2 separate regions of the Homo sapiens genome follow, and region 1 is linked to region 2. A link is an interaction called in ENCODE POLR2A ChIA-PET data of the cell type or tissue named here. Cell type or tissue: PC-9. All regions are shown on one strand. Links, peaks and the distances in the headings refer to the core of each region. The heading gives the core; the rest is flanking DNA.

Evidence for each region. ChIA-PET counts read pairs that join two places held together with the same protein. Peaks named below come from ENCODE experiments on the same cell type or tissue, not always from the same donor. Only the 100,000 strongest peaks of a DNase experiment are listed, where the experiment ranks them.
Region 1: POLR2A ChIA-PET joins it to region 2 with 20 read pairs; 3 of 35 experiments call an interaction of 5 or more read pairs at or near these places.

Annotation. Positions count from the first base shown.
Region 1 is chr20:20,377,510-20,380,428 of GRCh38, forward strand. No RefSeq gene overlaps it. Among named protein-coding and RNA genes, the nearest start is that of INSM1, 11 kb to the left of the region's middle. In PC-9, for the core only: no CTCF peak of the experiment used is centred there; no DNase peak of the experiment used is centred there.
Region 2 is chr20:20,548,307-20,551,225 of GRCh38, forward strand. All of the region lies in intron 23 of RALGAPA2 (Ral GTPase activating protein catalytic subunit alpha 2), which reads right to left. Among named protein-coding and RNA genes, the nearest start is that of RALGAPA2, 160 kb to the right of the region's middle. In PC-9, for the core only: no CTCF peak of the experiment used is centred there; DNase peaks (open chromatin) are centred at 595 and 1,615; H3K27ac peaks cover 2,500 bases.

The DNA.
Region 1 (2,919 bases), core at 170-2,669, 170 kb before region 2:
TGGGGTTTCACCATGATGGCCAGGCTGGTCTCGAATTCCTGGCCTCAAGTGATCCACCTGCCTCGACCCCCTGAAGTGCTGGGATTACAGGCATGAACCACCATGCCTGGCCAAGGTGCCATGTTTTTTTAACCTGATTTTTGTTTTTGTTTTTGTTTTTTTTGAGACAGGGTCTCACTCTGTCACCCAGGCTGGAGTGCAGTGCCATGATCATGGCTTACTGTGGCCTTAATCTCCTGGGCTCAAGTGATTCGCTTGTCTCAGCCTTCTGAGTAGCTGAGATGACAGGTCCACACCACCATGCCTGGCTAATTTTTATTTCCTGTAGAGATGGGGGTTTCACTATGTTACCCAGGCTGGTCTCGAACTCCTGGGCTCAAGCAATCTTCCTACCTTGACCTCTGAAAGTGCTGGGATTACAGGTGTGGGCCACCACACCTGGCCCTGATAATTTAAATAAGGAAGTTTACTAGTTTTTCTGAAAGTTGGAAACGGCTTCCAAGATAGTTTTATTAATATTGTTCCTGTTCATATCAGTTACAGGAACTCTCAGACAACACACACAAATCACAATCTGTTAAGTCAGCCACAGAAATCTACACAGAACAGGAGGGTTATCTCCTGGTTTGAAAGTTGTTTTCTCACTGCAGTGATGGTTTAATTTGTCAGGTGAAGTCACAACTCTTAGGTTGAACCATAGGACATTGCTGTTTTTTTTGTTTTTTTTTTTTTGTTTTTTTTTTTGAGACAGGATCTCACTCTGTTGCCTGGGCTGAAGTGCAGTGGCACAATCTCAGTTCACTGCAACCTCCGCTTCCCAGGTTTGAGTGATTCTTGTGCCTCAGCCTCCTGAGTAGCTGGGATTACAGGTGTGTGCCACCACGTCTGGCTTTTTTTTTTTTTTTTTTTTTTTTGTATTTTTAGTAGAGATGGGGTTTCACTATGTTGCCCAGGCTGGTCTCCAACTCCTGGCCTCAAGTGATCTGCCCGCCTCAGCCTCCCAAAGTGCTGGGATTACAAGTGTGAGTGCTTGGCTCATTGCTGTTTTTATAAGTAAAAATAAAAACTTTGCTATCAATAATTTTATATGGCTTAACCTAACATTTCAAGGATTTTTGTAAACATTAACTTAAAAATTGAGTTAAAGACAGAATATAACTTTAACTCAGAATTGAATTGTTTCAAAAGTGTGTTAATTTAATAGCAACAAGCACCTTCCTGGCAACTGATGACCTCTTTTAATTGTGCTAGCGTTTGAGCATTTGGAGGATATAGATCAATGTCCACCAATGAGAATTCTGCTCTGATTAGAGGTTCACAACCATTACTTGAAACTTTTTTCTAAAGCAGGTTTCTGACCCTGTCCCATGAGCATCTCCCTTACAGTGGTGCTGGTGGACAACGTGTTGTACTTCTGTAGTATGTATCATTTAGAGCCCTGCCACTCAAAGTGTGGCTCAAGGACCTGTAAGTCCACATCCCCTGGGAGCAGAAGTGCCAGCCATGCTTCGGGCCTCCTAAGTCAGAATCTGTATTTTAACAGGATCCCCAGGGAATCTCTATGTCCGTTGATGTTTTACAGGCACTGGTTAAAAATTTGAGGTCTTGGTCATAGAGTAAGTTCTCCCAGTTGTTGCCCCAGTAAATTTGGCCTCGGAAGGGTTGATGGCTTGGGCACCAACCCAGGGACGCTAACCCCAACTCACGATGGGTTCATAACAATGCTAACAGACTAAATTCATATTAACATTTTAAGGATGTTTGGTAGCAATTCATTAAAAATTGAGTTAAAGACAGAAGATAACTTTAACTCAGCAACTTTAGCTGACCAACTTTGCGTGGTCCAAGGTCTTCATATGAATTACTCAGTGAGTTCTCACAATGCCTCCAAGAGGTTGGAGCCGTCATTACCCTGTGTAACATCTGAAGAAATGGAAGGCCCTGTGAAATGATGTGGGCTGAAAGTGCGGAAATTTAGTTGAGATCAAGAAAGTTCATAAAGAGAAACCTCCAAGGCAGCAATTGCTCCAGTGTGGGAGAATTCAAATGGACAGTGAAATACCGGGGCCTTGGTTCCACCTACTTGTCAAGGGGCTCCTACAGCAGGGAGTGCAATACGGTGGCCCAGGAACATGTATGGTTCTCAGTCCAGACCGTGAAACAGTTGATTTGTGCTTTGGCAATTTGACTCCAAAATAATGGGCTGAAAGTCCCATCCGGGAGAGAGAGCGAGAAGCCAAATGTAACATCATTTCCAGTTATTTCTTATCTTACGCATTGGAGAAACTTGTTATTTCTACATGACCCAACTTGCAAACACAAATAACAGATGCTGGCGAGAGAACTGGGTAAATTTAGTACTGCGTGATGTTAACTACGGCTCACACTGGTATCTGCGTCGTAGCAGATTCTAGATTCGACACCACTTTTTGCTTTGCTTTAACGTGCTGCAGATGCAAACTGTAAGAGAGGCAAGAATTCACTGTGAATGGTGGCGTCGTAAGCAGCTCCACAGTGAGGATATTGCTGAAAGTTAGCTTGCCCGGGCCACTTTCTTTTTTTTCTTTTTCTTTTTTCTTCTTTCTTTTTTTCTTTTCTTTTTTTTTTTTTTTTTTTTTTTTTTTTTTGAGACCGAGTCTTGCTCTGTCACCCAGGCTGGAGTGCAATGGCTCGATCTTGGCTCACTGCAACCTCCACCTCCCCAGTTCAAGTGACTCTCCTGCCTCAGCCTCCCGAGTAGCTAGGATTACAGGCGCACGCCACCATGCGCCTGCCACCACGTGCCCAGGCCACGTTCTATTGAGGTCTCTACCTTCCACTTTGGTTCTAAAAGCACTTGTTTGTAGAAATCACTTACTATTCTACACCTGCAAGCAACTGAATAGGCCATTCCAGAACCATGGCAACCAGCATGAGTGG
Region 2 (2,919 bases), core at 312-2,811:
TTAACAACTTATCTTCCTAAAAAACTTTGTATGTGTTCACAAACCATTTTTCCTAAGACTTTTTTTTCTTTACATGGGTCTTAGTTTCTACAAATCTTGATATTTACATTCTTAAAATTACTGTATAATGCTTAATTCAGTAGAGTTCACATATGGTAAATAGTTTAGCAAGTACTAATTTAAAGTTTTAGCATTTCAGCAGACTTTTTTCCTACATCAGAAATAAACAGATAAATAGATAAGTGAAAAAGGAAGGAAGGAAGAAAAAAAAACATGAACCATGCTTCTTCCAGGTTAATGTTTAAGCCTGCTTTAATCACGTCCTTTGATACACTTTAAGGTCCATATCAGTCAAGGCAAACATTCTAAGGGACCGAGCAGATGGATGCTGCAGTTTAGAAAGTGTGTGGTAAACTCAGGATCCAAGAGTGGAACAAAAGATCCACCTTTTTCATAATTAAGCCTCTGATTAATGCCCTAGGCTCCTCAGCACACACCTGTAATTACTCACAGAGGTACTCATTGTGCTGGGACTTGTCTCGGAATATCAGGCATCAAGCTATCCGGCAGCAGATGGAAGCACATTTCTGTTGACATATGTTGCAATGAAAGGATTCGTGCAAACCTGGCTAGCAAGGTAGCAGAATGCCATGCATTTGAAGATTAATAATGCAAACAACCATGATGTTAACTTTGTTATGCTTGTGTTAATTCCATCTGTTGAGATGTGGAACTAAACCTTGAAGCTTGTGGGCTTTAAAAATCTTTAGCACATACTTGAATCAAATAAGCCCCTTTTCACCACTGGAATTTAGAGTTTTAATTAAAAAATGCTTTTCTAGGCTAAATTTATGGGAATTATGAACTAAATCCTTTAACAAGCTAATACCACAATTTGTAAATGAATCCATTTTGCATTGTAAGATTTGTATGTGTAAAGGCAACAATCTGTAAAATGGGGCATTCAAAAAATATGACTAAGTTGCTATACTGATGCTAAAGACAGCAGATAGGCATGTAGCTGAGATAAAGTCACATGGCTCCCTCACCCCCTGGACCTCAGCCAATCACTTCAACGGAACCTGCTACTATGAGCAAGAAGGTTGGAAAGAGAGGGCAAAATAACAGATGGCTAGCCTACCCTACCCTGCCACCCACGTAAGACAGCGCCCTGAGGAGACACAGCGCCTGTGTGAAGTCGCCAAAGACAGCACTGGGGGAGGGTAAATGGGGGGGTTAAAGAGGGAACTATATGACCAGTCAGCCAAATTATGGCCATATGCCTGCTTCCGTTGCTTCTCCACACTGAAGTGGAACAACTCGAAGACTGTATCTTTGTGATAACATTTTAAAATTAGGAATAACCACGTGGTACTCAAAGAAGAGCCGCTGCATATTCTCAATAGTGGGACATCCACAAAATGCCCCACTCATTTCTAACTCAGTAGAATCCTTCTTTCACCATCCCCACCATACATTAAGACACAGCTATAACAGAAGTCTTTGAAAAATATAATAAAAATCTGAAACCTTCCTCACAGCCTCCAGGGCTTTATATATACATGGGAAAGAATGATGCTCTCAGACATGAGTCATTCATGTGCAATCCTCATGCCTTTTGCCATCTCCCTGTCCAAAGTGAACATTACTTGCCTAACAGGTTTTTCAAAGTGACTCATGTTTTAATTTTTTTATTTCCATAGGTTTTTGGGGAACAGGCGCTATTTGGTCAGATGAGTAAGTTCTTTAGTGGTGATTTGTGAGATTTTGATGCACCCATCACCCAAGCAGTAAGCACTATACCCAATTTGTAGTCTTTTATCCCTCATCCCCTTCCACCCTTTCCCCCAAGTCCCCAAAGTCCACTGTATTATTCTTATGCCTCTGCGTACTCAGAACTTAGCTCCCACTTATGAGTGAGAACATACAATGTTTGGTTTTCCATTCCCGAGTTACTTCGCTTAGAATAATGGCCCAATTATTCTGAAAAATTTATGTGTATCCTTTCTCATAAGTAAAAAGTAACTCAAGTAATACAATGACAGTAATCAATGCTGCTAAATTTTTGCTAAAAATACCATCCTCTGATGAAGACTCTGGGTCTGAGAGCAGCTCTCCTTGTTGAATATAAGCACAGAATGCAATGTCAGGGTGGTGTGAAAGAATAACTTCTCTCAACTCCAGCTGGCCTACCTAACAGTATCACAAGGACCTGCAGAGAGGAGGAAAGGGGCCATCCTTTCTACTGTGTGATTCAATGCTATTCAGCGCTGCCTCCACTGAGATGGCTAGTGAGAAACGGCCCTGCACTCTGACGTGGTGAAAAGAACTCTAGAACTTGAGCCATGAGGCCTAGGTCCAAAGCCTTGTGTGACTGTGGGCAGATCATGTCATACCCAGAGCTTCATGCTTCTCTTCCGTAAAATGAAATGATACTCCCTTACGGAGCTGTATGTAATGGGATAGGAGATAAGAACATATGCCTTTGTAAAATGAAAAGAGCCATAAAGAAGTAAGTAGAATAGCAAGTAAATAATTATTTTTCAAAAAGAGAAGGACTCTGAAGAGTTTTACTTTGTAAAATTTACTTTATAGGTGTAGTTTGTATAATTCAGTGAACTATTATTTTGCTGATCTACAGAAAGAATAGTTTAAGACATTTCAAAGGTGGCACACAAACAAGCCTCTTAGATCGCACATTACCCCAGAAATTCAAAAGCTCTAGAAATTAGTGCTTTCAAGCAACACCCTTAACAAAGCTTTACGGCAATTAGCCATAGTGTTTTACAAGGCAAATACTGAAAGAAAAACAGGAAAATTATCATTTTAGATTTTCTAGGATTCATTTTTCTAAGGAGTTCTAGAACTTAATACAAAGAAGTTCAAGTTAGTTTTATAGCAAGAATTAGTTTCTTTTTC